Regions from separate parts of the Mus musculus genome. Here regions 2, 3 and 4 are each linked to region 1. The links are chromatin loops, found by intact Hi-C in ENCODE. Cell type or tissue: gastrocnemius. All regions are shown on one strand.

The links. A loop is a pair of places that touch in the nucleus more often than their neighbours do. Peaks named below come from ENCODE experiments on the same cell type or tissue, not always from the same donor. Only the 100,000 strongest peaks of a DNase experiment are listed, where the experiment ranks them.
Region 2: a loop joins it to region 1, with 2.2 times the contacts of the local background. A loop is called at or near these places in 6 of 42 quality-filtered maps.
Region 3: it touches region 1 in a loop (2.9-fold over the local background); 17 of 42 quality-filtered maps call a loop at or near these places.
Region 4: a loop joins it to region 1, with 4 times the contacts of the local background. A loop is called at or near these places in 17 of 42 quality-filtered maps.

The regions. Positions count from the first base shown.
Region 1 is chr1:157,295,224-157,303,223 of GRCm38, forward strand. Rasal2 (RAS protein activator like 2) reads right to left here. Exons shown (of 18, transcript NM_177644.5): 2 at 3,914-4,041. Among named protein-coding and RNA genes, the nearest start is that of Gm51654, 46 kb to the left of the region's middle. In gastrocnemius, a CTCF peak has its summit at 4,529 (motif pointing right); no DNase peak of the experiment used is centred here; H3K27ac peaks cover 548 bases.
Region 2 is chr1:157,408,876-157,416,875 of GRCm38, forward strand. It overlaps Rasal2 (RAS protein activator like 2), which reads right to left and starts at 3,720. Exons shown (of 18, transcript NM_177644.5): 1 at 2,862-3,720. The coding sequence starts at 3,063. It overlaps 2810025M15Rik (RIKEN cDNA 2810025M15 gene), which reads left to right and starts at 3,477. Exons shown (of 3, transcript NR_027984.1): 1 at 3,477-4,250; 2 at 4,869-4,920. In gastrocnemius, a CTCF peak has its summit at 3,009; DNase peaks (open chromatin) are centred at 3,034, 3,345 and 3,763; H3K4me3 peaks cover 6,049 bases; H3K27ac peaks cover 7,629 bases.
Region 3 is chr1:157,455,439-157,463,438 of GRCm38, forward strand. It overlaps Cryzl2 (crystallin zeta like 2), which reads left to right and starts at 3,130. Exons shown (of 10, transcript NM_001033284.2): 1 at 3,130-3,207; 2 at 3,306-3,414; 3 at 6,515-6,611. The coding sequence starts at 3,158. In gastrocnemius, a CTCF peak has its summit at 3,067; DNase peaks (open chromatin) are centred at 2,532, 3,102 and 7,021; H3K4me3 peaks cover 978 bases; H3K27ac peaks cover 1,196 bases.
Region 4 is chr1:157,443,167-157,451,166 of GRCm38, forward strand. No RefSeq gene overlaps it. Among named protein-coding and RNA genes, the nearest start is that of Cryzl2, 11 kb to the right of the region's middle. In gastrocnemius, a CTCF peak has its summit at 3,376 (motif pointing left); DNase peaks (open chromatin) are centred at 439, 3,340, 5,878 and 7,104; H3K4me3 peaks cover 2,590 bases; H3K27ac peaks cover 7,706 bases.

The DNA of each region.
Region 1 (8,000 bases):
ATTAACCTAATAAATACTTTCTATGCTCTAGATCATTTGAAAAAGTAAAGACAGAACTCTTTATCATGGCCTTCACTGTTCTTGATTAGTTGGTTCTTGCTAACTATTACTTTTTATTTTGTAAACTGTTCCAAAAGCTGGGAATGTTTAATGTTTGCTAGATGTTTCTGGATGATATACTTATAATTATGATTGCTTTTCCCTCATTCCCTCCCGGAAAACTATTATTTCTCCCTTAAAACACAGACAAGATACTGGTATTTCTGTAAAGGCACTTTTTGGTATTTTCTACTATAAATCTAACCCACCTAAGGCAAGAATTCACTTAAACTTTCCTTTGTAGTTACAATAATAATTTTTAAAACATAGTGAAATAAAATTCATATAAAATCTAGCACTTAAAAGTGAATAGTTTAATGGCATTTGGTACATCCAGAACATTATAAAACTACTACTCTGTCTAGTTTGAAATAGTGATGATTTTATATTTATCTTAAATACCACAATGGGGCTGCTTCTTTGTGATTACATCACTGTGTGTTAGATGTTCAGTAATACAGGATACTACATTGTGGTACATGATTTAGCTTTAGAAAAAAAAATGCTTTCATGTCCTAAGTAGGATTATATGATAGTATAAATTCTTAAGTGTTCAAAGAATCAGGAGATAGCGGATACTTTCAGAAGTGGGGCCCACTGAGGGGCCTTTACACTAGTGGGAAGCATGCCCAAAAGGGCAACAGTGGCGAGGTTCACTGACTCCATCTTCTTGTGTTGCTTCTCAGCCTGAAGGTAACCAGTTCTGCTTTGTTAGACATTGTGGCCATGATATACTGCCTCATTACTCACCCAGATGCAATGGGTGCATTGGAGGGGAACCTCCAAATGAGACCCACTGACCGAAGAGGGGAACCTATAGAACTGTGAGCCAGAGTAACCCTTTTCTCCTGAAAGCTTAGCACCTCAAGTGTCTGTTGTATAAATAGAAAGTGGACTAACACACTAAACAAAGGGGAAAGGATGGAGGAGATCTCAAGGATATAGGAAAGAATCAGATATTTTGGGAACAAAGTTTATAAACTGTTTTTTTTTTTTGGGGGGGGGGTTGTTTGGTTGGTTGGTTTTTTTTTTTTTTTTTTTTTTTGGTAAAATTTGTTCCATAAATGCATACAAGGAATTCCTGTCAGGTGAGAGTGTGTGCCTGTGATCTTGACATTCACAAGGCTCAGGAAGGAGGATCTTGAGTTTGAGGATATTTTGGATTTACCAAGCAAGTTTAAGGCCATATTTATATACAAAACAAAAGTCCCAAAACAATTACTTTCTTTTCCTTTCTTCCTTCTTCCCTCCCTCCCTTCCTACTTTCTTCCCTCCTTTCCTTTGTCATAAATTTATAAACACTGGGGGATACACCTCCAAACCAAAAAAAAACCTCTTATTTTAAAGCTTAAAGTAGAACAAATGATAATAACATAATAAATTATTTACTATTTTATAAGGTGACAAATGCTATAAAACTAAAGCCATGCAGTTATACCAGAAGTTGTAGATAAAAATACTAAATATATAACCAGAGAAAAGTGAACTACTATAAGTGTTTTCTGCATTCGTATATTTATTAAAACACTATCCACAATGGCTAAGAGAGAATTAAACTGCTATGGAAGCATTGAAGACCCATAATGGGAAAGCTGTTGCCTGCTACTCAAAGCAATGTAATCCACCTCTAGATAAAAGTTAATCAAGCTGGACCAGGCAATCAAGGGACCACCCATCCTGAAGGAAGATTCATCTTAAGATTAATCTTAATTGCTAAATAGCTAGGAGGAATAACTATCCCTTTAATGGGATAATGTACTTTTCCTTCCACGAATGCTCATCCCCAAACCCAGTCCCTATAAACCACTATGAGGCTCTGCTGGGTCTTCCAACTTTCTGAGTTCTGACTCAGAAACACCTAACTTTATCTTTCTTCTTCTTCTTTCTCCTCTTCTTCCTTTTTCTCTTCTGTCTCTGTCTGATACTGACCAGCACCTAAGTTTGCTTTTTCTGGTACTCTGGACTTCCTTTTCTAAAGCTCTCCTCCCCACCGTATGGCAACATCTCTGCAGTGTGGCTCCACCCTTCCAAGCTGGCTTGAGTCAAATAGAATGACTTTTTCTTTTTCTTCTCTATCTTCCTCTTCCATGTGGCTGCTGAGATTTGAAGCTTGCCTGCTCTGAGGATTTTTTTTTTAAAGTTAATAAAATTGTCCTTAAGCTTCCTTCAGAGTGTGTTCTTGATATTACTTTATCAAGAAGACTAAGAGTCCCAAGAAAGGACCCAGAAGTCTCTGGAAACATTTGGCAACTCACATGGAACTCCTCAAATTTTCCAATATCAAAACCAGGTATCCATCAAAAGCTAAATGGATTTTTTTAAAAAAATGTGGCACACATACACAACAGTGCATTACTCAACCATTAAGTTAAGAGACCCCTACAGAGACAAGGCAGAAGAAACAGCAGTTCTATTCTAAGTTGTAGCAGGAAATGAATTACTTCAAGAGGTGGGAAATATGAGTGAAGATAAGGTCAGAAAGTGAAAATATACAGACCCAGAGCAAGAGTTAAATGTAGGGAATGAAGGTTCTCAGACATCTAAAATTACTTATAGCAGTTAGCATCAAAAGCTAAATGGGCTAAGATGTAGTTCAGTGATAAAATACTTGACTAATATGAAGGATTTCCTAGGTTCTATTCCCCATATTCACCCCCCAACTCCCCACAGATGCGCATGCATGCACCCATACAAAAAGGAAAAGGACATATGACATTCTATAGAAGATGAAGAGGACCCAGAAAGGAGTACTTGTGGTAGTTTGAATAAAAATGGTACCCATAGGCCCACAGGGAGCAGCCCAGTTAGGAGGTGTAGCTTTGTTGGTGTGTCACTCACTGGAAGGTAGGCTTTGAGGTTTCAGATGCTCCACCCAGGCCTAGTGGTTCACTGTATCTTCCTGCTGCCTGCAGATCCAGGTGTAGTATGCTTAGTTACCTCTCCAGCACCATGTCTGGCCTATGTGCCACCATGCTTCCCACTATGACAATAATGTAATAAACCTCTGAACTATAAGGCAGCTCAATTAAATGTTTTCATTTATAAGACTTTCTATGGGCATGGTGTCTCCTCACAGCCACAGAAGCCCTAACTAAGATAGTACTTAACTGAACAGGAACTTTTTGTGATGGGTTTTGTCTTAGGGTTTCTACTACTATGATAAAACACAGCTACCAAAAGTGACATGGGAAATAAAGGTTTATTTCAGCTTATAGCTTCAAATTATAGTGCATTACTGGGGAAAGTCAGGGTAGGAACTCAAACAGCAGGAACCTAGAGGCTGAAGCCGAGGCCAGACAGGACTGCTGCTTATAGTCTTGCTCCTCATGTCTGGTTTAGCCTGATTTCTTATAGTACTTAGAACCACCAGCCATAACACCTCCAACATCAATCAAGAAAATGCACCACAGGCTTGCTTACAGGCCAATCTGATGAGGGCATTTTCTCCACTGAGCATTTTCTGCCAAAATGACTCTCTTGTGTGAAGCTGACAAGAAACTAGTCAGCACAGGAGTGAACAGATCATTTAGCTCATCTAGACCATTTGCAGGACCAGATTCCACAACTTAATGCCTCTCATTCCAAATTTATCAATTCAGTGTGGTTTTTATGTTTTCCTACTCAAGATCCAGTCTTGCCTGTGGAGCTTGCTATTTCATTGCAGCAACATATCATTTTAACAATAGTACCCACTTACACTACAGTTTATGGTTGCTAGAGTCTGTATTTTACAATGAAACCTTATCAAAATACAACTAAAAAGTATGTAACTTTAGAAATGTGCTTAGAAATAAGCAGTAGCTTTGTAGCTCACCTCCTTCTCCTTGTTGAGCAACACCAACTGGCTGTCTGTGAGGATGCAGTACTTCCTCTCCCATGATGTCGTCTCAGTATAGGGTGACTGACCACAAGACAGACGGTGGGTTGGTGGGCCTTTTACATCTGTGTAGCAAAAAATAAAAACCAATTAATAAACCATTCTCATGCCTAGTACACCAATATTTGAAATATAAAATTCTCATATGGTGAATTAATAGAAGTGATTCTAAACATGAATCTCAATGAACTAAAATTACTTTTATAATCTATTATAATGGATTAAGGAAGACTTCTTCCTACAATCTTTAGAAAAGCTCAAACATTCCAAGATGAAAACGTACCAAAAGCTTAATATAGTAATCAACATAGTTTACATTGAGACAATGGGAGGCTGTTTCAGAACTAAACCGATATTACTAAAAATATAGGAGCAGGGATAACAGTGAAAAGAAAGGACAACAATTTCTCGTCTAGGGATGAAGAGGATTTGAGAATACAATTAATCAAGAATTGAATGAGCAATGTAAAGAGCTGAGTGACTACATCTACAAAATGGATTTATATTAATAAGAACTGGGACTAAAACTATGGTATCACATTACCACTAGAGGCCACTAAGATCTTAAAGCATGCAAAAATTATTTCCTCAAGGAATGATCTAAAGATGGCTCTTGGAAGTGAGGGTGTCTAACATCAAAGTAAAATGAGCTAATAATTCCCAAGTTCCGAATGGTACTATTATTCTCTGTGCCTTTAAAATGGTTTAATATGAACTGCTGACTCATTTGTACTGTGAAATGAGAAACATATCTTAATAATAACTATATATTAGATGATTAATATATAATCATCTAACTAGATATTAAATAAACTTTTATGTTAGTTCCTTAAATATATTAAAAGTCATTTGGCCACAAAGGACTACTTCCTTTTAAAAATATACCAAAGCAATTACTTCAAATACCTATTACTATTAAGATGTGCTACAAGAGCAATCCAAACTGGTGACAGTAGTAAACAAATACCCACAACGGTAAGGCCATTGTAAATCTTAAATAGCAGGTATATGGCTTTGACTTCAATAAATGCAAATAGTTTCTAACTGTCTCAGGTTGTAATTATCCAAATATGCAAAATTACAGGCAGTTATTTGTAGAAAGCTACAACTCAGTTATCAGAGCACATAAGTTCACATGTCTCCTCTCGAATCCTATAAGTGGTCAATATTACCTTCATTTTTTTTCTGGCTTAAATTCTTAGCCTCTATGAATCTACTTAAATATGTCTTGTTTTAGGGAACTCACCAATTCCCTCCAAAAAATAATTTAGGGTGTAAGAACCAATAATACTAAGAGTTTGCGAGACATGGTGCTGATTCATAGGAATCTATTGCCTCGGCCTCCTGTTACTTTTTCTGTTTCTGTTCTATAAAATATATAGCAGTTACATATGGCATTGCAGTATCTTCACTCCATACCTATAGCTTTCCCTTTGTAGTCTAAGCATCTTTATTTAATGTTAGAACTGCATCTTAAATTATCCTAAAGTTTTTCAAAATTATTATGAAAACCTTAAAATTCCTCTCTCTCTCTCTCTCTCTCTCTCTCTCTCTCTCTCTCTCTCTCTCTCTCTCTCTCTCTCTCTCTCTCTCTCTCTCCTTCCCTCTCTTTCCTTTTCTCCCTTTCCCCAAGTCAGGATTTCTCTGTATAGCCCTAACTATCTTGAAAAATCACTCTATAGAATAGGGTGTCCTCAAACTTAAGAGATCCACCTGCCTCTGCCTCCAAAGTGCTGGGGTGAAAGGTTTATGCCACCAGTACAAGGCTAATAAATAAATTCTTAAGCTTTGGACATGTTTATAATACTCTTATCTATAGTCAAAAGTTATGTCAAAATTGACTGCAGTCATATGATCTAGACAAATGAATTATATTTTATTGCAATGTAGGCTTAATTCCACAGTGAAGTATTAGGAAAACTTAAATCTATGTTAAATAGGGACCCAGTAACCTACACAAGTTGTATTCAAGTGACTAACTTTGTTACACTAGGTAGCCATGTATAAAACAAACTGTCCATTGTACTATATGACTGATACTAAAGCTAGATGGTGTTGATAGACCCCCACCCTTTAAAAATTAAGAGTTTGAGAGCCTATATTTATGTTTCCTGATAAAAGATAAATCTACATCAGTATTAAACTTAAGAAAACTTGAATTATCTGTGTGATTCTGAGTACTCTGAACACTCTTCGTCTGTGAACCTGAACTTTCTTCTAGTTTCCCCTGGTGCTGTGAATGAGTCAACAATAAAGCATGTAGATTCCTAGAATCATTTTAGTTAGTAACTGCAGGAGGAACAGGAAGCATTTTTAAAAATCTGTCTACAATGAGAGACTGATGAGTTATCCTAGAAGCCACTATTGTTCATTTTTATAGCTATTTTCATAAGTTTTGATAGTTTTAAGAGTTATATGAAAAAAGACAGGAATAAGTGATTATTTTTGTTCTGTTTGGTATAACTGGATTAAGATTTAAGAAATTGTTTTAACAAAACAAACAACAATCCCTGATGTTTTTTTAGACGTCTATAGATTTGACTCACTCTATCATGTAATGCATGGAGAATTGTAAGAACAGAGCATGCTCAGATCATTGCCCTACTTCACCTTAACAGTATCGAAAAACTTCATTTTTGACTCTAGTGACTTACTTCTAATTCTGAATTCCAATTATTTTTAGTACCTAAAATTCACTAGAGAAAAGCATAACAGAGTCACAAAGAAGACTCTTAATAGCAAAATTAGAAACAATTTTAGATTTGCTGTGTCCCATTCCTATGAGAATACTAAGGACATTACGTGCTGGCCTCCTTACAAAAATTAAATAATTTTAGAAACATTAAGAAGAATCCAAAGTAAACTTCTATGCAAAGCACTTTAAGACTGGCTATTTATCACCTTGTAGCATTAAAAATTATCAACTTTTATATGAAGATCTCTTGAGACTGAAAAACTACTGAGAATATGTATAGGTTATGTCAACATCTATTATATTAGAAATTAAAATCTACCACATACTGATATTAAAATGCATCTTAATGAAACAACTATTTTTAATAAAAATCTAAAAGGATGGCACTGTTTTTACATTTTTTTTTCAAATGTCCTCAAGGACTGGCTAAATAAAAGACAGACTAGTTCATTTATGTTTCTATATGCAATTTGTTGCTTTAGTCATTTTGGTTGATATATAAGAGAAAACCAGGACTTAAGATATGAAGGTTTGAAACAACATTAGCATTTTAATAGTATTTTTTTTAAATTATGGGCATTCTTCAACATAATACCAAAAACTGATAAGAATTATCAGACAAATAAGTAGGAGGAGTCAGTACAACATGGACTCTGAAACCACAGCAACAAACTTTTCACATATATACATTTTAAAAAACAAAACAAACAAACAAAACCCTCCTCTACAGTGGGAGAGGACGCACCTAGCCTTGCAGAGACTTGATGTGCCAGGGTTGAGGGATATCAGAGGGCCCTCACCCACTCAGAGAAGGGGTTCTAGCATGGGAGAAAGACTGTTGGGGAGGAGGGCAGCGAGCAGAATGTAAAGTGAATAAGTTTAAATATATATATATATATATATATATATATATATATACACACACACACACACACACACACACACACACACATATACACATACATATGCATACATACATACATATATACATACATATATACATACATACATACATACATACATATATGGCTGGAGAGATGGCTCAGAGGTTAAGAGCACCAGCTGCTCTTCCAGAAGTTCTGAGTTCAGTTCCCAACAACTCATAACCAGCTATAACGAGATCTGGTGCTCTCTTCTGGCCATGCAGGCAGAACATTGTATACATAATAAATAAATAAATCTTTTAAAATATTTAAAATTAAAAAATAACTGTTTTATATTTTCTTTTGAGTAGTTCCTTTTACCACATACTCATAAGCACATGAATATTATGTGTTAATCATTTAGAAAACACTGGTTAGCTGGGACTTTCAGCCTTCCAAGAATGAT
Region 2 (8,000 bases), 110 kb after region 1:
TACCTTGTGAGAACAGAGTCCTCCTGATGGTGAGTTAAAAAGCGCTCAACTGAGAGCTTGTTCAACAGCTGGCTTCAAAAGTCAGGACAGAATCTGTAGGCCAAGTTGTAGTTAAATAATGGGACCAATTAGACCACAGTCCATATTTAATCCACAAACTTAGAGGAGAGGAGTGAAAACTTCTCTGAAACAAGTGGACCACACTTAAAAAAAAAAAAGTCTCTATAAATTATGTAGAGGATCAAAGATAACCCAAGAATACACAAATCGGACAAGAAACAAACAAACAAAAAAAAACATATTCCATAAATGTTTACTTTCTTGCTGGGCATGGTTGCCCATGCCTTTAATCCAGGCATTTCAGGAGGTAGAGGCAAGTAGTTCTCAATGAGTTTGAGACCAGCCTGGACTATATGGCAAATTTCAGGCCAGCCAGGGCTACGCAGTGAGACCCTGCTTAAATAAATTTTAAAAATTGATTTTCCACATTATTCTAACCTCAAAGAATCATACAATAAACAATTTTTTGTTTGTTTTTTGTTTTTTGTTTTGTCAAGACAGGGTTTCTCTGCATAGTCCTAGCTGTCCTGGAACTCACTCTGTAGACCAGGCTGGCCTTGAACTCAGAAATTCACCTACCTCTGCCTCCCAAGTGCTGGGATTAAAGGCATGCGCCACCACGCCTGGCTCAATAAACAATTTTAAAACTATCTAAAACAAGCAAGACCCCCTTAGTTTTGGTTTGTATGGACAACAAAGCAGTCTCCAGGGAAAAATCCTTAAAAGAAAAGCAGCAGCATTAAACAGCAAGTAAAACTGAGTTTTAATTAACTGACAAAAATCAAACATTAAAAAAAAAAAGATGATGCAGTGGAAATTCTACCACTAAACATAGAAATACTTCCTCTGAATAACTTCTTGTGCATGAATTTATGTGCATGTAAGCCAACTACTTCAGATTCCACATTGTATGCAGAAACCTGGAGCCAGGGAGATAAAAATGACTCAGACAAAATTAAATGACAACGAAGCTGTGGCAAAACCAAAAAGAAAACTATCTGGTTCTTGGCCCTAGTTGTGTGCTACTAATTTCTAGGTTTCTTCAAACATATTTAGACGTGTGTGCATATGACAAGTCCAGTTCTAGAACAGACTACCAAAACATTAGTAAAAATTTACATGGGTTACATGTGAAGGATATGTACAATAATAAGGTCTAGAATATCCAGCTCTGAACACTTGTCAGCCAATTATCATATATACTAACATGGTCCTCTCTCTAACATTGTATAAAAACAGTAAGAGAAAGTGTATACAGACAGAAGATAAAATGTAACCACAATGTATTCCAATTTATAGTCATTTTTAGACTCTCATCAACTTTTGTTATAAGTGATCAGCTAACCTGAACTAGCAGACAGGTGGACTACCAGGCAGCAAAGCTTTTAATCCAACCTGCTGAGAATGAATTGAGTAACTCTGCGTCAGTTCCCACCTCTTTGCTTTAATTCCCCCATTTAGCAAAAAGGAAGAGAAAAAAGAAAGAAAGAAAAAAAAACATTTAGAAACACCAGCAAAATTCTAAGTAGTATATACATAAATTTCTAAGAACTAGCTATAAGGAGAGTTGCTTTTTTTATATAACTAAAAAGACCCTACAGATTATTTAATCCACTCATTTTGTAGATAAGGAATTTGAGGCAAAAAGATGGCCTTATCTGCCCTAAATTGTTTAATAATTTTTAGTGACAGAACTGAGGCAAGAATTCAAATGTCTGGGATCTTTCCTGAAGTCAACTGAACTGTCCAAAAGACAACTTATAAACCATGAAAAGATGGTCTTGAATTATAAAGCACAGAACCTATTTGGAAGTATGAAAGCCAAGCCATAAATACAATATGCTGATCACTAACAGCATATTAGACAAACAAAACTGCAGGACAGCATCTCAACACTGTGTGATTCCAGATACTTCAAATTGGTCATCTTATATTCAACCACATTACTATGTCTTTTATGGTCATGTGTAGCAGAAACATTCTGCTAGCTTGATATTTTGGAAAGCCACAGCTAACCCATGCATACAGCATGTTTAACGTTGCCACAGCCTTTCCTGAATAGAAAATCATCATTCAGGTTTAATTTAAAAGATGGTTACTCGGAATGCAGAAAGGGAAAGTTTCTTTAGTGTGTTCATCACTTTAAACCTGCTGAGTGACAACCGGGTAGCTTAACCACGAAAACCAGAAACAGCAGTGCAATCTGAAACAACCTACACACTCAGGACAAGCAGAGAGTACGGTTCAAGGAAAAGCTGTCGGTAAATCTACTGCTACCAAACACTTGAACTGGGGCTGGTGCAAGGGCTACGGCTAGGGCTGGGTGTCTCTCCCATCTCTGCCCCCCACCCACAACCCCTCGATTTTGTTTTGTTTTGTTTTTCATTCATTAGCTCATCTTCTACTAAGCTTTTTCATATCTTTCTCTCAACACTTGCTTCACACAACAGGAAGGAAATGAAATCCCATTCACTTGGTTTTGTGCCTTGTTCCATTCTACCTTCCTGAGGACTCAGCAGCAAGTGCCTTTAATTAATCACCTAAGAATTACGTCCAGATAGCTCAACTCTATAAACTTACTGTGGATATCTAAAGAGGTCCAAAGGAGCCTACTGAGTCACATAACCAGGCGCTATATATTGGATAAACTTGTCAAAAAGCATTTTCTGCAACAACAACAACAACAACCAAAAAAAGATGTGGACAGCTGACCTAGGATAGATGGGGGACTAAGAATGCATCGGAGCCCAAGGAAAGATGAGAAACGCCAGCCTCTGAGGCAGACGACTTGTGATCCTTACCGAACACCCGGACCCAGCTCTGCTGCTGGCACACTGACTCCAGAAGGATCCGATCCAGCATGCCACCGGCCACTGCTCCGCTGACTGGGACGACCGCGTCCAGATCCTCCGGGGGCAGCGGCGAGTCGGACTCCAGCCCCGTGAACATCTCCGGCCACGACAGCGCCTCCGCGGCTCCTCCGGACGACGGAGACAGCTCCATGGTGTCCCAGAGGGAGCAGGCGGCGGCGGCGGGGCGGGCTTCCCGGCTGCGGGAAAGGGACGACGGCGCGGCCACCAGCACCCGAACGGCTGCGGGCGCGGACACCGCTCACCTCCTTCCCCGCCGCCCACCGCCCGAAGGCCGGGCGCCGCAGCCCACCTGCAAGCGGAGGGTGGGACCCGGGCCGGGAGGCGGGTCCAGCGTGGTCCGGAGCGGAGGCGGGTCCCGGCTCAGGTGCGGGTCCGGAGCGGACGCGGAGCACCCGGGAGCGCGGGCTCACCTCCCGCCCCCACGCAGCCCTGCTCAACCCCCGCGGGCGCGTTCGCGGGCCGCCCGGGCTTGGGCTGAGGATGGAGCTCGGCCAGGCAGGGCTGGGCTCGGGGGCGTCGCCGCCAGGGGCCGCCCCCTCTGACCGGCTCCCGCCGCCGTCGCCTCGGGGGCTCAAAGCGCCGGCTCCCTCAGCCTGAGGGGCGCGCCCCGGCCCAGCTTCTGTCCGCCTGGCGTCGGCTTGCTCCCGCGGAACGCGCAGGCCGGCCCGCTAACTCTCAGGCCGCCGCTCCGGCCGCTGCTTGGGCTCCTCCGGCTCGCGCTCCTCTGAGAAACCCACAAGCCCGGCAGCCGCGGCGCTGGCGGCGGCGGCAGGCGGCATCCCAGGGTGATAGGCCGAAGCAATCGAGTGCCGAGCTCACGGCCGCGTGTGCAATCCAGTAACCGAGCGGAGGAGGAACTGCCGCCGAAGACAGCAAAAATCGGGCACCGAAATACTCAGCGGGCCAGGCCCGCCTACTTTCCTAAGACTATCCTGCTCCGACCGCCTCTCGGTGCGGGGATCCTCGAGCTGCTGGTGGAAGCAGAGACGGTGTTGGGGAGGCGGAGAGAAAACGGGGTGCGGGAAATTTAAAAAGATGGGAAAGGCGCTTCCCTTTTATCTTAGCCCCTATCCTGTTGATTTCTGGACCAATGCTTCTTTCTCGGACGAAGAACATGAAGACGCTGCTTTATCTAACAGTCACCTCGGAAGAAACGCCATGGTTCCTCCACAAGGGAGATCTGGCCCCGCGTCTTGGATCCTGAGATCTGTGCGAGATCCCGGCTTTGCGCCCTGTCCGCCCTGGAGCTGGATTTATCATCAGTTTAGAATAGCATGGCTACGATGTGTGGTGCGGATGGATGGACGAGCCCCGCAAGTACATGAAATGCCCCAAAGCCCCAGCATTAACCAAACAAGCTTCTCTTTTTTGCCTTTGATCTTTGCAATCTGTTGGCTTCTCTTCTAACAGTGTCACTTGGGTTTTATTTTTGGTCTATGTGTAAACTGTCTTCCTCCTTAACATTGGCTTCGTTTTGTGCCCACCCAAAGCGGGATTCACCAATCCAGATTTCAGAGATTTTAGGCATAAGTAAATAAATAAATAAATAAATAAATAAATAATAGTAATAATAATAATTTCGGGTAGAAATTTACCAATTTAAATTATGTTGACAAATCAGGTTTTTCAACAATTTATGAACATGGCTACTTCAAACCAATCAGGAATTTTTCATAATTAGATGATGCTAAAAAATATTTGGGGGAGGGTTTTTGTTGTGTCCCAGCCCACCCCAGCCCTCATTTCTCTCTACTTTGACCTTCTATAAGAGGTCAATCTAATTTTCTAGGTTTTAGGAATTCTCATGTGTTTTTGTGTTTTATGGGAGTTATAGCATGCATTTTATAATTTTCTCCCAAATTTTACATAGAGTAATAGCATGTTAAAACAAGAAGTGACTTTAAAGATCCTCTCACCCTTCCTCTTGTTTAACAGGTGCAGACAGGACAGTCCACATCACCTGCCAAAGCAGCCAGCAATGCAACAGGTACGTCTTACAAGCTCTCAGTGATACTGATTTCTTCAACTCTGATCCTTCAAGAACTCTGTGATTAGATTTGTTAATCTGGTGCTTAGCAATGAAGTAGAGTAATCCCTCCCGGTATATAGAAGCCCACTTGCTTGCTATCTGACTACAGTCAGCTCTCCAATTTTAATAAATGAGAGATAAGGAAGCTAGAAGTTACAGGACCCAGCCCTAAACAAATCTAGTGTTTTCTTTCTCCCTTCTTTCCTTCCTTCCTTCCTTCCTTCCTTCCTTCCTTCCTTCCTTCCTTCCTTCCTTCCTTCCGTTTAGTTTCAAGACAGGGTTCCTCTGTGTACCAGCCCTGGCTGCCCTGGAACATGCTTTGTAGGCCAGGCTGGCTCTGAACTCAAAGAAATAGGCCTGCCTCTGCCTCCCGAGTGCTGGGATTAAAGGTGTTGGCCACCATACCCAACTCAACTCCAATTTGTAAAGATCTCTGAAGGGACATTGTCCTTTTGCAGTAGAGGGAGGGAAGGAGAGAGAGAGAAAACCCTTGGCATAGGATTTCCATTTGTATTGAATTATTGTTGATGTCTCAAAGAGTAAGTGAATATGGACACCAGCCGTACAAATCAAAGTATCTACTCATATGTATGGATGTATTTACCCAAGCTGTTATCCCCAAAGCAGCATTAGGAGTGGTATATAAAATGAAGGGAAAAAGGTTTTCCAAAAATTGATCTAAGTGCCATCATGTCTCTTAAGGGAAAGGCTCTGTCAAACTCCCTCTTATCCTGCTTCCTTAGTAACCTCTGTTTCCATCCAGACCACTAAAACTAGTCACTACTTCACTTTGGCATCCTGAGCTCGTACTAGTTGCACACCATCATCCAGTCACCCAAGTAACATACATCTGGAATGCATCTAATGTCTCTAGGTCTAAAGGAAAATACTTTCACGACATGGAGGGTAAATAATTCTGTAATAGAAACAGAATTTTAAAAACAGTCTTTTAGCCAATGGAAAAATAATGAAGCACAGAGTACTAATAAATCATCTTTCTGAAGATAACTGAATTAAAACTCTAGCCTTCTGCAGGAAAGGATGGCACTGCCTATAATCCCTCCTGGGAGGTAGAAGCAGGAGTATCAGGAGTCCAGGTCACTCTTGGGTACATAGAGATTTGGAGACCAGCCTGGCTACTTGAGTCTCTGAATAAAAACAAACAAGAAACCATTAGTAGCCTAATTTGAGGGGAGGGAGCAAGATAGGGTTTCTCTGTATAGTTTTGGCTGTCTTGGAACTCACTCCATAGACCATTCTGGCTTTTGGCTCACAGAAGAGATCCACCTGCCTCTGCCTCCAGAGTTCTGGGATTAATGGCATGTGCCACTACTGCCCTGCTTAGTTTATTAATAAATCTGCATTCTTAAGGATTTTTGGGTTTGCAGCAGGTAGAGTTGTTCTGATATTTGTGAGGAAAGGTCATTTTTTTTTCCTGAAAGTGATTATCATTAAGAAAAATAACATAGAAAAACAAAAAGTAATAAACCAATTTGTATTGCTCAAGGTAGTTAATGCCACTTGCATTTGTACCTGTGGTATCTCTGCAGTATATTTCTGGATTTTAAAGTGAAAACAGACTTTTGTATGCTATAAATCCTAGTTCGCGAACAGACTATGAAAGAGTTGAAGATTCATTTCCACCTGCTTTGTCCTTCTGCTTTGGAGCTTTAAGATGCTCAGCACATCTGTGAAGTGGATAATCACTGGTCCTCTTGTTCCCCAAAATCAAACCCAACAACTAGGACAAGTGGGAACTGAGATTAGGAACCTGTGGAAAGATGTGAGGAGTGACAGGAGGAGTTTCCCAGATGATGGCCTAAAAAGCAAAATCCAGGAACAGTCTGAGCTTTCTAAAAGATAAAAGAGGTCACTGCTTGTGAGCCTGTATCACTAATCTTAAATGGAGATGAGGGTTTTGAGTCTTGGCTGTTACAACCTAACAGGTTTGTTTGTCTTCCCTCTTTCCTCTGTCTGAAACTGCACATACCTCAGGAGGTCCCACCCTTGTAAGTGCCCTCCCCCACTTCTCTCAGCAGATAATCCCATAAACAGGAAGTCAGGAGGCCGGCTTCTTTTCTGCACCCCCTTTCTTCTTGAGCATAGGGCCCTAGCGCTTTCCGGATTGCTTTGTACAATGTTGGTGATACAAGGGAAGTGTTGAGCCTTCCCCTAGATCTCCAATCCCCCTAGATAATCCAAGCACTTCTGTGACTATAGTGTCAGCTGGATAATGTTGAGTTTAGGACACCTTATCACCAACCCATCTGCAGTGCTGAGGTCCAATCAGGAGTTTATAAATGTTGACTACATCCACCAAGATGGCATTTCCTGGATTTCAGACGCAACACTTCCCAAATCTCTTTGTGTCCCCTGTTTCCCTCACCCAGACAGCCTCCCGGTCTCTAATTTATTGTAAAGGAGCTAGTAGATCCTACTTCAGACTCACAGAAATCCAGTCATTTATACCCTCTCATGGCACCTGGTTAGCTGCGTTCTTTCCCCTGAGGACTTTCTGCTTCCAATTTTTTTTTTTTTTTTTTTTTTTTTTTTTTTTTTTTTGGTTTTTCGAGACAGGGTTTCTCTGTATAGCCCTGGCTGTCCTGGAGCTCACTTTGTAGACCAGGCTGGCCTTGAACTCAGAAATCCACCTGTCTCTGCCTCCCGAGTGCTGAGATAAAAGGCGTGCGCCACCACGCCCGGCTCTGCTTCCAATTTTATCTTACCTTCCTTATAGGTGATTTATCATCAAGTGTAGTTAGGACCAGATCATATCGCCTACAAAAGGAAAGAAAAATGCAGAACCATTCCATGTCTAAAAGGGACATCACTCAAATGTGATCCCCACCCCCACCCCTAGCCAGCATGCAAAGCACGCTCCCAAAATACCTAGCTCTTTGTTTACTCCTAGCTGCAAGGAAGCAACCCCATCAAATGCCAAAGGCCTTAATCAAGTCCTTCCTTATTCTCCAAGCTGACAGTGACCCCCAGCTTCCTCCATTTGTTCCTGTTTCACTTCTGGGATCAACACAATAAAT
Region 3 (8,000 bases), 160 kb after region 1:
CGCAAATCACTTCAATTACCTAAAATATTTTCAACACCTTTCAAGACTCTTTTTTCTTTTTAAAGATTTACTTATTTTATGTATGTGAGTATACTATAGCTTTCTGTCTTCACACACAACAGGAGAAGACATCAAATCCCGTTACAGATGGTTGTGAGCCACCATGTGGTTGCTGGGAATTGAACTCAGGTCCTCTGGAAAAGCAGTCAGTACTTGTAACCACTGAGCCATCTCTCCAGCCTTCAGGACTCTTAAATAGATTTCTACTTTTTTTTTTAGATTTTTCATAAATGTTGAATGCCATCTTGAAAATTTTCCTTACACTCCTTGATCTTCATATTCTCTGAGAATGGCAGAATATTGTGAAAACAACAATAGAACCTTTTTCTGGAGCTGGATAGGCATCTTGGTGAGTAAGAGTACCCGCTGTACAAGCAGGAGGGCCTGGTTTTAATCCCAGCAGCCTCCTCAAAAGCTTGAAGGGGTCGTGTGCATCGCTCCATCCCCAGAACTGTGTGTGTTTTGGGGGAGGGATGTTGAAGACAGGAGAATCCCTGGAGCTTGTTTACTGCCAGCCTAGCTCCGGGTCTAGTGAGAGACTCTGTCTTGAAGGGAAAAGGCAGAGAATGAGAGAGTAACATACTTAACATCCTTCTCTGGCCTCTGTGTGAACCTAGACATGTTCACCCTTGTACATACATGAACTTATACCACACATACATTCCCCCCCACCCCCATATACTTGCACATGAAAACCTTTCTGTAAAAGCACTTAATTACAAATATGAGACTTAATACTTAGTGTTATTTCCAATTACCTGGAAAATTAATACTAGATAACTGAGTTCTCGTTCAATAATTTATTAGGTACATATCTATTAAATACTGAAAATGTTATGCATTATACAGATCCTACAAATTAAACAAGATTAAGAAATGGTTGCTAGGCCTGGGTGTGGTGGTGTATACCTTTAATCCCAGCACTCTGGAGGTACCAGTTGGATCTCTTGTGAGTTTGAGGCCAGCCTGGTCTACACAGCAATAACAATTAATACTCAGAACAAACAATCATTACATACTTCATAAGTTAGAGATTTATTGCTGTTGGCTTTCCTGGCAACCAGGAACTCCCTCCTCCATCCCCGTTGCTATGGATCAAGCTCAGGGCCTTACAGTCTAGGTTGGTGCTCTACTCTGGAGTTACACTACAGGCTTAAGGATGACCATTTGGTGGTGACATGGATTTCTCCACTATTCCTATCTTTCCTTTTTTTCACATTGCTGGAGATTGAACCCAGGGCCTCTAGTTTGCCAGGGTGAGCACCATAGCACTGAGCTACATCTCCAGGTCCCAAGTTCATCTTACATGCTTGGTTTATATGCCGTTTACAGAGTGCTTTCCTGCCTGTCTCATTGGAGCCATGGGTTTTTTAAAAGAAATCATCTCCCATTGTAGACATTGCTTCCCTTCGGTTGTTTGTATGTGGAGCTGAAAATTCCCAACGGGTACGATTATGATGACAGCGCCTACTGCACACCTGAGGGGCTTATTTGTTCTTGGGTTCCTCAGCCCTCAAAGCCTTTAGGTCATAAACTCAGAAATGCATCCTTCCTTTTCGCTTTACAGTTTCCTCCATTCAATTGCTGTTCGTTCCTGCTCAATGCCTTCTCTTATGGAAGAGTTAATTGAGGGCGAGAACCATTAGGGAGGTGGCCAAAGAGGTGGTAGAACTGGATTTCAACCTGTGGCCTATACCCTCTGGCCAGATGTCTTCCAAAGATGCCATGCTGTCGTTAAATCTATTTATCCAATGATATAGTCTTCCATTCTTTCCAGCATAGCATGTACCTCACATACATTGCTGGCGTATAGTCACTTGCTGTTTTAAATAGGTCAGATAGATCTACATCTAATACTAACGTGTGTGTGTGTGTGTGTGTGTGTACATACATGTACATGGTTCATGTGTAAGGTCAGCATTTGGAGGTTAAAGGACAATTTTTGGGAGTAGGGTCTCTCTTTCTACCATGTGACGTCTGGGGGTTGAATTTAGCTTATCAACCTTGATAGCAAGCACCCTTACCCACTCAGTTATCTTGCCAATGCCAAAGCAATTTTATATACTATTTCATATAGACAGTAGTATTATTTTTGGTTCTTCTAGGGCATACCTGTGCCCCTAAGGCTTATGTCATCACTGAATCACATTTACCAAGGGGTAAACCTTTGGAGCATGAGAGTCATTAAGTTTTGGGCTGACTTTTTATTTATTTTTTTACTAACTAATATTTTAAGACAGGGTTTCTCTATGTAGTCCTGGCTGGCCAGGAACTGGCTATGTAGACTAAGTTGGCCTCAAATTTACCAAGATTTACCTATCTTTGCCTTCTGAGTGATGGGATTAAAGGCATGTGTCATCATGTTAATTTATTTTTATTTTTATCGGAGACAGGTCTTACAATGTAGCTCTGGCTGATTCGAATGTTCAGTTTTCTTGTCTCTGTCTCCTGGGCCCTGGGATTACAGGCGTGTGCCCAGCTGGCTTGTCTTTAATTGGATATTCTCTTTGGATTTGTTCAGGATCAGTTAACACCAGACTATTGGTAACAGTTTAGTTTTTTTTATCATAATTAGTCCTGTGTGAGAAAATTAGTGGCAAGAACTCTAGCAGTTCAAATGTAGACATCAAAGGATTCACCTGTGCATTTTGGACTTCTTTCTTAGAAAGAACCCCAGAACTACTACTGAAATGTTACCAAACACAGATTTAATAGTCTTCCAGGCACACCCTGTAGTTCCAGCACTCAGGAAACAAGAGGCAGGAAGATGACATGTTCTAGGCCAGCCTGGTCAACACTGTGAGAGCTACCTAATGAGACCCTGTCTCAAAGACTCTTAATCTGGGGTGATCGAATCATTTCCCTCATGCTTCCTTTTTGTTTTCCAGAACCAGCGAAGAGATCAAGGGTTGCACACACTGTTTGGTCTAACCCTAGAAGTGGTGTGGGGCTGACAGTCCCCTGCACAGACAGACAAGAGCTCCGCCTGCCGGTCAGGTCACCCGGCCAGAGCAGGCACGTCCTGGGACGCCTTTCCGCTCTCCCCAGAGCTCTTCCTGCCACATGCTGGCCACGCCCCTCGCGACTTCAGCTGGCCATGGCAGCAAGGCTGTGTACGCGTTGCCTCCCTCCGGTGTGGCTCTGCAGGTGCAAGCCCAACTCCCCCCCCCCCCGCCCCCCCCCCGGCCCCCTTACAGACCCCAGGGGTACTGCTGAGAAAACCAGCTCCCTTTTCTTTGTTGCAGGCAAGCCTGGCAGGGCCAAGGCCGGCACTACCGAGCTGCACTCTGCACCGAGTTGAAGCAGCCCCTGACCATTCAAGAGGTGGCTCCCCGCCCCGTCGGGCCACAGGAGGTAGGGTGACAAGCTTGACCCCGGGATGCCTCCTTGTATAGTTCAGAGCCTCTGACTTTCTCGGCCCAGCACTCGTGGGCTTCCTGCTTCGGTCAAAATCCTAGTTCCCAAGCGTAGGGGGCGACCAGAGGCTGGAGCGCACCCACTTTAGGTTGGAAGGTCAAGCCCTTTCAAGGTTCACGGAAAGGCTAGAAATGTCAAGGAAGCCCTCCCTCAAATCTCAAGCATAGGCCTCTCAGAGAGCTCCAGAGCCGTTGCCTTAGAAACTGTGTCTGATTTACACAGGACTTTACATAACAATACAGACAAAAGGACCCTTATCCTTTGCTTAGCCCCTCTTCAGGGTCAGTATCAAATTATGTACGGGTCCCCGAACCATTGCCCCCATCCCAATCTATCTCATGAAGAATACAAGCCTGGGCTCCTCTTATGTCCTGCTGTAATTTGGGATGAGATCCTTTTCCTGCCAGGAAATGTGGAAGTCACCTTGGCCTTGCCTGTTGACCACTTTGGTGACAGCGTGTGACACATATGTAGTAGAGAATGACAATTTGAAACAGGGTGGAGTACGCAAGAGTATCTTCATGTTAGGGGTCGCTCATGAGAGGCAGAGATGCAGCTACAGTTGTAAAGGTCACCCAAATGGGGCCTGTGGTTAAAACAGATTATTGGAAGAGAGGGTGATCACAGCCATTCAACTTCCCTCATCTTGAGTCATTCATTTCTGGGATAACACCATGTCATCCAGGCTGGAACTGAACTTACAGTCTTCTTGTGTCAGTCTCCGGAGTGCAGAAATGCCTCCCTACTCTTGGCTAAGTTGTTTTTAAACCAAGGTGGAGTGTCTTGAGGACAGTGGACATGCTATCCACCAGTCAATAAGTACTCCAGTTTTTGGATGCGGAGGCATGGGCTCCCCAGTTTTGCTGTTTGCATTGTAAGGAGCTAGCTTCTGAGAGTGTTTTTATGTTATTTTTCTTTGCCTTTAAATCCCTGGAGTTTGCAACGGGCCCTGGCATGTGGCACATACTTAAAGAACTGAGAAATGAATGATTTTGATAGATAAAGAATGGCTTCTAACCAACCCGCCACCTCTCCAGTAAACGTAAACACGTAGAGCACATTGATCTGGGATTCCAGCTGGCACCTTTTGGGATCCCCACCCTTGTGGGCTGCATTCTCTGATGAGCACCAGAGTTCTCTGGGCCTGTTCAGACAGGTTGCTGAGCCTCTCCTATCTTCCCATGTATGAGTCAGTATGGGGTGTGGCCTCAAAGTTGGAACTTCTTTTTTTTTTTTTTTTTTTTAAGACAAGAGTCTCATTATGTATCCCTAGCTGGCCTGGAACTCATAGAAATCTGCCCATCTCTGTCTTCTCAGTGCTGTCGTTAAGGGCAAACTTCACCCCAACACAAGGTGAAGTTTGAATTTCTAACCAAATCGCAGATGATGCCAGTGATGATGGTCCTGGACCCACCACCTTTTGAAACTCACTGGCTCCTCAAAAGGTCTAGAGTAGTGGTTCTCAGCTATGGATTGTGACCCCTTTAGGGGTTGGATGACTGTATTAGTCAGGGTTCTCTAGAGTCACAGAACTTATGGACAGTCTCTAGATAGTAAAGGAATTTATTGATGACTTACAGTCGGCAGCCCAATTCCCAACAATTGTTCAGTCGCAGCTGTGAATGGAAGTCCAAGGATCTAGCAGTTACTCAGTCTCACACAGCAAGCAGGCGAAGGAGCCAGAGCTAGACTCCCTTCTTCCAATGTCCTTATATTGTTTCCAACAGAAGGTGTAGCCCAGATTAAAGGTGTGTTCCACCACACCTTTAATCCCAGATCAAAGGTGTAGCCCAGATTAAAGGTGTGTTCCTTAAACTCGGAGATTTAATCTTCTGGAATCCATAGCCACTATGGCTCAAGATCTCCTAACCAAGATCCAGATAAGGATCTCCAAGCCTCCAGATAAGGGTCACTGGTGAGCCTTTCAATTCTGGATTGTAGTTCATTCCAAATATAGTCAAGTTGACAACCAGGAATAGCCACTACAGATGACCCTTTCACAGGGGTCCCATCTCAGATACCTTGCATACCAAGGCATTTACCTTACAACTCATGACAGTAGCAAATTGCGGTTATGAAGTAGCAATGAAAATAATTTTATGGTTGGGGCTCACCACCACATGAGGAACTGTGTTAAATGGTCGCAGCATTAGGAAGGTTGAAAACCACTGCTCTAGAGAAACTGCTGGCCATGTGGTTGTAGTTCTACCTCAGTGATGACTTTGTCAAGAGCATAGAAGACAGGGATCTAGGCTGTCCTCCCGGGTTCGAGCTACTCAAATTCCAGCATATTGCCTTTGCTCAGACAACGCCGCAACCCCCTGCTTAGTGGCGTTCTGTTGTTCCCAGTATGAAGGACCTTCCTCAGTTCAGACCTACAAATCTCAGTGTAGTGTGGAGCTCTCACTCCTTGTCGCTCTCTCCTCTTCCAGTTCTAGACTTGCTAGTTTTTCTTTTGTCCCTCACGCAGGGCATCTGCACACGCCATAGCTTTTGTCTGTGCCAAGCACCAAGCGTTCACCTCCAAGTTTGAATCATTAACTCTTGGCTTTTACTAGTGCAAGGGTTACTTTCCTAGTTTTCCTTGGCATTCCTCAAGAGGTCACATACCCTCATCATGTGCTTTCTCCTACCTTTAAGACTTTATGTTAGGTTATAATTTAACACATATGAGCCACGCATGGTGGTTCAGGTTTATAATTTTGAGAGGCCACAGGGAAGATTTTAAGTTTGAGGCCAGCATGGACTACATAGTGAGTTTGAGGCCAGCCTGGGCTACATAGTGAGATTCTGACTCAACAACATATGGCTTTGTTAGCTTTATTATTATTTAGTTGGTGCCTTTTCTGCTATACTTATAGGTCCACAACGGCAGAAACTCGGTCCATTTTGCCTCCTGATAATCTGGCTCATGGTTCATTGTCTGGCATATGGTTGTCATTCGTTCAGTAGCCCTTTTGAAATGCATTATTACTGAATGAACATTGTCTCTAGGGTGTATACGTCTCTGTTTTGTTGTGCTGTGTTTCTTCTGCAGGTCAGAGTTGATGTTCATTTCTGTGGTGTTAACTTTGCTGATATTTTGGCCTGTCGTGGTCAGTATCAGGAAAAGCCTCCTCTTCCCTTTACACCGGGTGAGTACGGGGGACCAAGTGACTGCTACTTCAGAAAAGAAGAATTTAGAGTCTTCAGAGCCACACCCATCTTCTCAGACACTACTCCCCACTCTCTGCCAGGCTTGACCAGTGAGGTTTCTGTTATTTATGTCACTATCATTGTTAGAGTAACTACCTCATGACTCTCCCCCTATAGGCCTATTGTGTCCCCAGCTTAGCATTGTACCAATCCATAGATGACACTCAGTGGTCTAGTTAGATTTTCTGTTGCTGGGATAAACCACTCTGACCAGAATCAACTTGGGAAGGAAAGGGTTTATTTGGCTTACACTTCTATCAGGAACTGAAGCAGAAACCATGGAGGAATTGCCCAGGCCCATCTGCCCAGAGATGGTACCACTCCCAGTGGGCTGGACCATTATACATCAATTAGCAATCAAGAAAATGCCCCACAGACATGCCCACAGGCCAGTCTGACTGAGGCAACCCCATAATTGAGACTCCCTCAGATACTTCTGGCCTGTGTCAAGTTGACAGCCAGTACTAACGAGGACATTCACTAACTACTTTAAAATGAATAAATGGGCAACTGTTTACACAGTGTTGTGTTCTCCAGAATTCTTTTCTGTTAACCCTCCTCGGTCCTTTGCCTTCTTAGTGTTGCCTCAGTTACAGTTTTTCTCTGAAGGATCTCGACCATGCTTGCAGCTACAATCTGTAGCCTTATTGGCATAGACCTTAAGAAGCTTAACGCAGAAGGCCCAAAAGGAAGAAGAGGAAGGAAAAAGTTTAGACATATCTTAGTAGCTCACTGTCTGAATTTTACTGTGCTCTGTCTGGTTACTTTTAGACCATTTTTGTTTTTTTCAAGGCAGGTTTTTCTGTGTAGTCCTGACTGTCCTGGAACTCACTCTGTAGACCAGGCTGGCCTCAAATTCACAGAGATCTACCCACCTCTACCTCCCAAGTGCTGGGTTTAAAGGCATGAGCCACCTCCCCACCCCCCAACTATTTTTAGACCTTAAGTGCATGGATTTTTGTTGTTGAAGTTTATTTAAGGAGATTTAAGTAGAGCTTAGTATGTTTATAGTACATGAATATTTTATAGGGATAAATATAAAGATTATAGTGATTGCATGATTACAACATAGCTGTTATGTTTGGGGTTTTTGGTTGTGTGTTAATACTAGGACCCAGTTCCTTCTGTCTGTGTTTGCTTAGAGACTAGACCAGTGGAAGATGTCACAATTAAGTTATTCCTCTGACAGAGCAAGTAAACTATTCATAAATTTGAGAGGCTCATAAATTGCAGAAGTGGATGAAGAAAGGGCAGATGACACTAATCCATCCTGTTGAACTGAGCGTTGCCTGCATAAACACAGGCCATGTCCTTGAGGACCCCTTCAC
Region 4 (8,000 bases), 150 kb after region 1:
CCAAAATGCTCCGGGTCAATAGGAGTCAAAAGCCCAACTATTGGAGGGCCTTTCTCTGAAATGGTTTGTAATTGCAACCCAGCACCTCTCAGAACACATGCTAAAGGAAGAAAAGGAGAGCCGTTGCTACACGAGTCTATTTTTACTTTACTGGGCTTTATCAAAATCTCCCCCTGAAGTGGCTGGCCCAGCAGGGCCAAGAGATCAAGAACATCTCAATAGCACACAGCAGCCACTCTTCCCCGGTAAAAAACACGGGTCCCTGGAAGCCCTCCACTTCCCGCCTCCCAGGACAATGCTTTTAATTAGCTGCACCAGATTTCGAAGAGAACAAAAGCTCCCCACCCCTCACAGGAAAAGCTTCTACTGGAGATATCTCACTGGGGAAGCGCCTGGCACACAACAGGGAGACGAGAACATACAGGCTGTTCTGAGCTCCGCAAAGAGACACAAACTGGAGTCTCTAGGGAGTCTCAGAGGTTAAGCCAGCGCATTTTCGCTCCCTGTGACCACATCTCCCCCATCCCAACACTATCCCCCACCCTCATCCCCCTGTCCCGTCCAGCCCCGCCCCGCCTTCCTGGGGCCAACGTCTGAGGGCTTCACCTTCCTCCTCCCTCTCTCTAGAACTGTTGGGGTAGGGAACCTGGGGGTGGTAAAAGAAGCTTGAATAATCTTTAGAATCGAGCATCTGGGAAGCAGAGGAAGAAACTGGGAGTTTATTTCAGGTGACAGACATAGAGCAGGCCCCTGTTGTTTTTTTTTTTTTTTTTTTTTTTTTTCGAGACTAATAATATTTCTGGAACGGAGAGGCTTGAATCATACGTCTCTTCATATTGCTGTGTGGGAAGTTTCAGTTATGAGCCCAACAATCAGAGAGACGGTGGTTCGTTTAAGTCTCAGTGGAGCAGTGTGCAAAAGGAATCTGGAAGGATGTTGGGGTGGGAAGGGGTGGGTGCACACCGAAGAGGGAGCTATAAGGATAGGGGTAGGGATGGCTTCCCTGGAGCCTGTTTTGGGGAATAAAGAGGATGGGCTAAGAAGCCTTCTTTCCACCCCTTTGTTTCTCCCTTGAATGCCTTTTGAAAAACATGGGGAAAATATCTTGTGCAAGTGCCTCTTCCTGACTAAGCTCACTGTCAGGAAAGGAAAGTCCGTGCGCTCCAGTGGTTTATTTTTGTGACCAGAGGCTCCAGGCCCTGCACACAACACAGACTCTTCCTTGCTCTGATGGAAAGAAAACTGGGTGTGAGCCTCCCGTCCCAGGGGCCAGAGTGGAGGAACGGGTGTTATCTGAAGGCTTATTCTCCGTTTTAGGAAACGAGAATAGAGTATAGGCTACCGTGGGATAGACGTGGGGTGGAGTCCATTAAACCTGCTGGCAGTGGGAGCTTTTTTATATCAGTCTTTAGGCAAACAAGCATAGAATTAGACTTTAATTAAATAAGGCTTAAACGGCTGTGCTTCCCGGCGAGCCTGCTGGTCATTAAAGTTTACTGTTATCACCTGCTTCTGAGCAACCTGTAGCTCAGGACTGGAGGCTGGATTAGGGGTTTTACATTTGGACACATGGGCCAAAGGAAAGACCTGAGCATCAGCTACCCCCCCCCCCCCGGGGGAGACAAGGCCTCTCTGTACATTTTGCATATGTTCTGGGCAGGGACCCAAAAGATTCTGCGTTTTCCTCTCTGTCTTGCCTTCATAAGACAAGTGTGAATCTGTCTAACCTAGAAGAAAACAGGTTTGGGACTTGGTATCCCCCTGCCTCCCTCTGTCCCTGTCCTTCCTTAGAGATCACCTGCTGCAAGGAACGCTGGGACTTGAGGGCAGGCAAGTAAGTCCAGCAAGCATGACAGTCACATGCTAGGTTCTTCTTGCTTCCTTCCCAGTGAAGATGACCTTAAAATAGAGCTCTGTTTTGAAAGAGTTTCAGGGAAAACTGATGAATATGGACGGAGGAAGGAAACCGGAAAGGTCCAGTTAAAGGGCAAGGCGGAGTCCTGCAGACTTGTTTGCTAGTGTTCCGAGGTAGCGTTGACCCTGCATCAGCAGGCGCTCCCAAATGTGGGGACCTGACTCCCACCACTACTCCTGACCCTTTAGCGATTCCCAAGTGCCCTAAGGGTTATTACCGAATATCCCCACTAGAACAGGCTTCTTCTTTTTTTTTTTTTTTTTAAAAGATTTATTTATTTATTTATTTATTTATTTATTATATGTAAGTACATTGTAGCTGTCTTCAGACACTCAGAAGAGGGGGTCAGATCTTGTTACAGATGGTTGTGAGCCACCATGTGGTTGCTGGGATTTGAACTCTGGACCTTCGGAAGAGCAGTCGGGTGCTCTAACCCACTGAGCCATCTCACCAGCCCTAGAACAGGCTTCTTAAATGCTGGGCTCTGCCTCTTGGGCTCCCTCTTACCCACTTACAGGCTCTTCTTTCAGTTCCTTAAATAGGCCTTGCTTCCTCTCTTCCCTGACCTTTCTTTGCTTCTAACTCCTGTATTCGATGATCCCACTGGAGGGCTCTACCTCCAGGAAGCCTTCCTTCTTTCTTCACCTGGACCCTGAGTTAGGCTTCTCTCCTACGGACACTCACAGACCCTACCTTACCTGCCACCCAGTACGTTGATTCAGAACTGCTCATTCATTTCCCACACTGGACTGTAAATGGCTGAGGGCGGTATGAAGGTCTCTGTCTTGTCTACCTACCATTGTATTCCCAGAGCTTGGCACCCAGTAGTGCTCTGCAAGCTTGTATTGAATCCACAACACTGTGCCAATATGAAAATTGATGGCTGATGATATTTAAAGTACCCGCTGAGGCACCAGGAGAAGGCCTTGAGTTAGACTCTGGGTCTCACTTTATTCCAAGGTCCCCTTTCATCCTACCCTCCCCACAATAATTTACAAACATCTTAGTCTGCAATGATGCCATTCAGCCCCCTTGGGCCTGGGGCTCCTTGATGAATATAGGCAAGCATCTATGTCTAACTTACCACTCTATTCTATTAACTTGAAAACTGCTAACTCATTATAATCTTTTAAAAAAGATATCTTTATAGTTTTGCCTTATCTTTGAACTTTTTGGGAGTAGGAAGAATGCCTTCGATTCTTCCAATATCTAATGTTTGAGAATGCACAATCTGTACATCTTTAAGGACTCATTTTTCTCTGGGAATCGGATTTCTGATAGTGCCACTGTGAAATGCATGCAGGATATATTCAGTGCTGTGGCAACGAGACAAGTTTCTGGAAGGAAACCGGTTCCTGGGTGGGCTGGCAAGCTACTGGCCAGAACAACATGGGCACCACAGCTTTGGCAGTTGGCAAGGGAGAAGCGCTCGAAAAGGCTGCTTCAGGCTGCCCTCTAGTGACCGGAGGCTCTGCCAGGCCAGAAGTCCTTGAACTTGAGCAGGAAGCAGAACCATCTGGGGGGTTTGCCTAAACTATACATGCCAACCCATAGGGTGCCATACCAGTTGGAAGACCAACTCTTTTCTTCATCAGCACCTTCAGGGATCTGCTGCTGCTGTCCTTGATTGCACCGCAAAGGGCCTACGCACTCGATGTGAGAACATCCAAGCTCATTTTGATGTCGCTGGGCATGGACCATTCACTGCTCACTGACTCTGTGTGTGTGTGTGTGTGTGTGTGTGTGTGTGTGTGTAGACGGAGAGAGGAGGGAGAGATGGAGAGACAGAGACAGAGAGACAGAGCAAGCATCCCTGGCATGGACACTAGACTATTTATTCTTCACCAGACTTGTAAAGGGGTGGGGGTCAGGGGCTGGGTCATTCAGCAAACATTTTGGGAAGGATTGTATCACCCCCTCTTGGTGTTTCTACACAGTCCAGTGAATCAGTAATGACGGGTAGCTCCAGCCCCCCTTCTTGTTTTATGCCTCATGATACATATCCTTATGGCCAACACTGTGTTAAGCTGTGCAAATATATCATATCCCGAAGTCTCTAGAGGCACTGGGAGTAGGGCATTATTTGTACCATCCAAGCAGAAGCGTGGGTATCCTGGACAATCGGCTCAAGCATAGGCAACAGCTAGGATTCACTTTCGTGCATCTGTGCTTGGATTCTGTTAAGTAAACTCACTGGCAAGGCAAACAAAGCAAAAGCCACATCCAGCTCTCCGTTATGAAAAGGACCCATTCATACTCAGAAACCCAACAGAGGATGCTCATAGCAACAAAGCAATTGTCTCCCTGGATCTCAATACATCTCTCCCTCTGGACAGTTTTAACTGAAGGCTGTTGCCCTACTTAGGGGCTGTCAGCACATTAAAATGTTTGTGGAGTCCTGCCACTTGATCAAGTTCTCTGGTGTGCAGCCTGGTACTCACTTAAATCATTGATGCACTTTTTCCTGTCCTGGTGGCCCCTCATTGGGTCAGTGCAATGGTGAACCTTATTTAGTGGATTTGGATTTAATACTGGATCTGAGTGCTGCACTGGGGCCTGGAAATAAGAAGGAGGACTAGGTAAGACTGAGTGCCCAACTTTCAGGGGTCAAAGCCCAGAGGGCACTTTATCTTTGATGCAATATAATATGCGCTCTACAGGAAATCCGAGCTCAGGGCTAGGATAGCACAAGACAATTATCCTCTCTGTTCTCAGGAACAAGTTGAACAGAGCAAAGCTATCACCGATGCCTCCGATAATCTAATAATTGATGACCACTAGTATTTTCGTAGGGATTGCCTAACGTTACATCATTTGCTTTCATATTTGCTAGGTCAGGTCTCTCTTCTTACATAGTCTCTCTTTCAGTACCTGGAAAAGAAGCCACGGCTGGGAAGGTGCCATCTGATTTCAGCTGGCTAATCGGCTTTTCCGGAAAACTTTAAGCATAAACTCACAGAGCCCTTAATGAGAAAGCTCATTAAAAGAGCCGTCTAAAATGGTGAGACAAATTACATGCACAACCCAGCCCACTCTTTTCCTCTTGGTTTCCTTCGCTCCCTCCCAGGCTGTGGCATTAAAAGGACAAGGTGAAGTAAGCCATCAGGTGGAAAAAAAGACCCTGCCACTCTAGGCAAACCATCTCTACCTCGATGCTTTGATGACATTTTTTCCCCTGCACCACTGCAGTGTTAAAAAACGTTCCCCAGACAGCAGGAAGCCCATGCACATATAATGATGGCCTTGGTAAAAGCCTTTGATTGTGTGTATTTGGGTGGAACTTGAGCTTGTAATTGGCGAGTTCACAAATTGTCTGTGACAGAGCCTCTCTCTCTAGAAAGCTTGTTTATCCCAGGGAAATCGAAGTTTCCTTTCTTGGGGGGTGGGGAGAGATGTTGGGGGGGGGGCATTTCCAGGAATGTTGCTTCACGATGGTAGTAGACAGTCTATCTCCATGGCTAGTCCTGTGAATTGTCCTATTAGATCATTCCCTAGCACAGTCATCTGTAAGGAAACCTAAGGCTAACGGGGAGGTTCAGGAGCTAAGCTAGGCTTCCTGCCTCCTGGCTCAAAAGGAAGTGAGAGCAGTGCTGTCCACTGGGAGGAAGAGACAGACGGGAGGTGGGTCTTTCTTTTCTTAATTTCCTTTTTTTTTTCCCCTTTCCTCTCTTATCCTGGGGAGCCTGAAAGGAAGATTACACAAACACTAACCCTTCCACACCTGGTAAATGAGCAGTGTTTGTGGAAAAGGAAATCCTCCCCGACATCTTGCCCCTTGATTGACTAAGTGTTAAGAATAAAGTTCTTGTAACCTTGCTGTGTTCCCGGGCTGAGGCTGAGAGTCAGAGAAAACCAAATTAGCTGCACCCTCCAATTGCTTGACTCTGGAGAACTTGCCAAACACCTCTAAGTTTAGCGTCTGCCAGGTCCCAGGCACTGAGTCAGGCACTCAGAAGGCAGAACCTGAGAAGTCTGCATGTCTATCCTGAAGTTCTTCATGCTTTATTCAGGGTGAAGAGATCTTAGAATGTCATAAAACCAGATGCTAAGCTGGACAATGGTGGCGAACGCCTTTAATCCCAGCACTTGGGAGGCAGAGGCAAGCAGATTTCTGAGTTCGAGGCTAGCCTGGTCTACAGAGTGAGTTCCAGGACAGCCAAGAGAAACCCAGTCTCAAAAACCAAAAAAACAAACACACAAACAAAAACCAAAAAACAAAACCAGATGCTAAGTGCTTTTTTTAAAAAAAAAAAAACAAAAACAAAAAACAAAAAACAACAACAACAAAAAAAAAAACTCTAAATGGTGGTCATGTGAAAGCTGGGGCCAGGAATGGAGTGTGTATTTAAGGCTGAGGAGAGTGAGAAGTCACAGGTGGTGAGACCAAGGTAGGAAGCAGGGCTCTGAATCAGAAGCTGTAATAGGAAAAAGAATTCCCCGAGGGAAAGGGAGAAACAGACAGGTGTGCAGTGTCTGAAAGCACTGGGTAGTAGAGGAGACTCAGAAAACAACGACGGGACCAGGAGGAGAATGAGCAGAGGGCTGGCTTCAGAAGCTGCAATGAGCCAGCCATGTTAGAGACTGACAAGAGCCTGTGAGACCCGGCAAACAGGTCACTGGGGACAGCTCGAACAGTCTTACTGCTCTGGGCGTTGGTGCACAGTTGAGACAGTGAAGGAAGGGAAGCTTAGTGGAGTCGGCTGTGAGGAGCTGGCTGTGATTCGCAGGGAGGGGTAAGGAATGAAGTAAAAATGAAACCCCCACTTCATGTATGACTTAATTACATACGTAGTCACGAGCCACATGGAAGGAGGCCTCGGAGAGGGAGGAGTTAACATCTGAGGGCAAGGTGGGATTAATGGGGTTAATTCCTACCCCACAGAATCTGAGGATTAAGTGAGATTCCTGTGGTGAGGTCTTTCTTAAAGCTAATCACACCTGTGAAGTATGATTGTCCTGCTGCTGAAATAGCAGCCCCTCTGCACCCTCCTGAGGCCCGGGAGCTTGCTTATCGCTCGGCAGCCGAGATAGGCAAATCGCGCAGTCTGGATGGTCTTTTTGTGTGTGCAATTTTCCATTTCCTCCAGTCACCACTTCAGGCACCGGAGCCCAAGGACCGCTTTAGCCCTCCTTGACATTTCTTCCTGCCAAACAACACAACTCACCCGTTCCCCTGGGTCACAACAGGATGCTGGGGCTTGATAAGCAAGTAGCGATTAAGGGGGAGGACAGGAGGCTCCCCGTTGTTGTTAGGAAGTGGGATTAACATCTAGACCTCCTGGGAACTTTGTTTTCCCGGTTTATTAACTTTTTTTTTTTTTTTTTAAATCAGGGAATTGAAGAGCCTCCGGAGGCCACGAAGTGGGCAGTTCTCTCCCAGACGCGCGTGAGCCACCCTCTCTTCTCTCTTTAGGAACTCTAAGTCCCACCAGGGCAGAGTTTTGTCTGTTTTGCTCGCTGTTGCATTCCCAGAATCTAGCGTCTGTCTGGCACATGTGGTGTTTAATAAATACGTGTTAAGCGAATCAATTCATCCATAAAATATTTATGTTTCCATTGATTTGAAAGAAAAGGTGGGTGTACTACAGGCCATGAAGACTTTTGTAGATAAACGGTGATAAAGAGCAATCAGCATGGATTTAGGAAGCATATGCTGTGTCAGGCATTTGGCGTACCTGGTATCTGTGATCCCAGTCATTTTATAAACGGGGAAACTGAGATCCAGGGAGAAGTCCTTTGGTTGAGAATGTAGGGCCGGAAAGTGAGGGAGCCGGAGCTCTTAACTGCTTGACTCTAAAGCTTCCGGTCTTTCTGTCTCAACCCCATTTTTCACTGTTCCTTGGCTCAAACCAGAATTTGACCACCTGGAACGTGAAGTATTCTCCTGTGCGCCATCCTTTACTAAGGACAACGCTGGCTGTGCCGTCTGGTTGCCTAAGACTGTTTTTAAAAACATCTATGAGGCTTTTCTAAAATAATTGCCAATGGCAGGGGCGGGCTAGCCTTCCTTTGTGGTCCGACAACCCGTTGTACCCCTCTGTCATAGAACAAAGCACAAAGTGTTGTGCTTTACTTTGTTAGATAG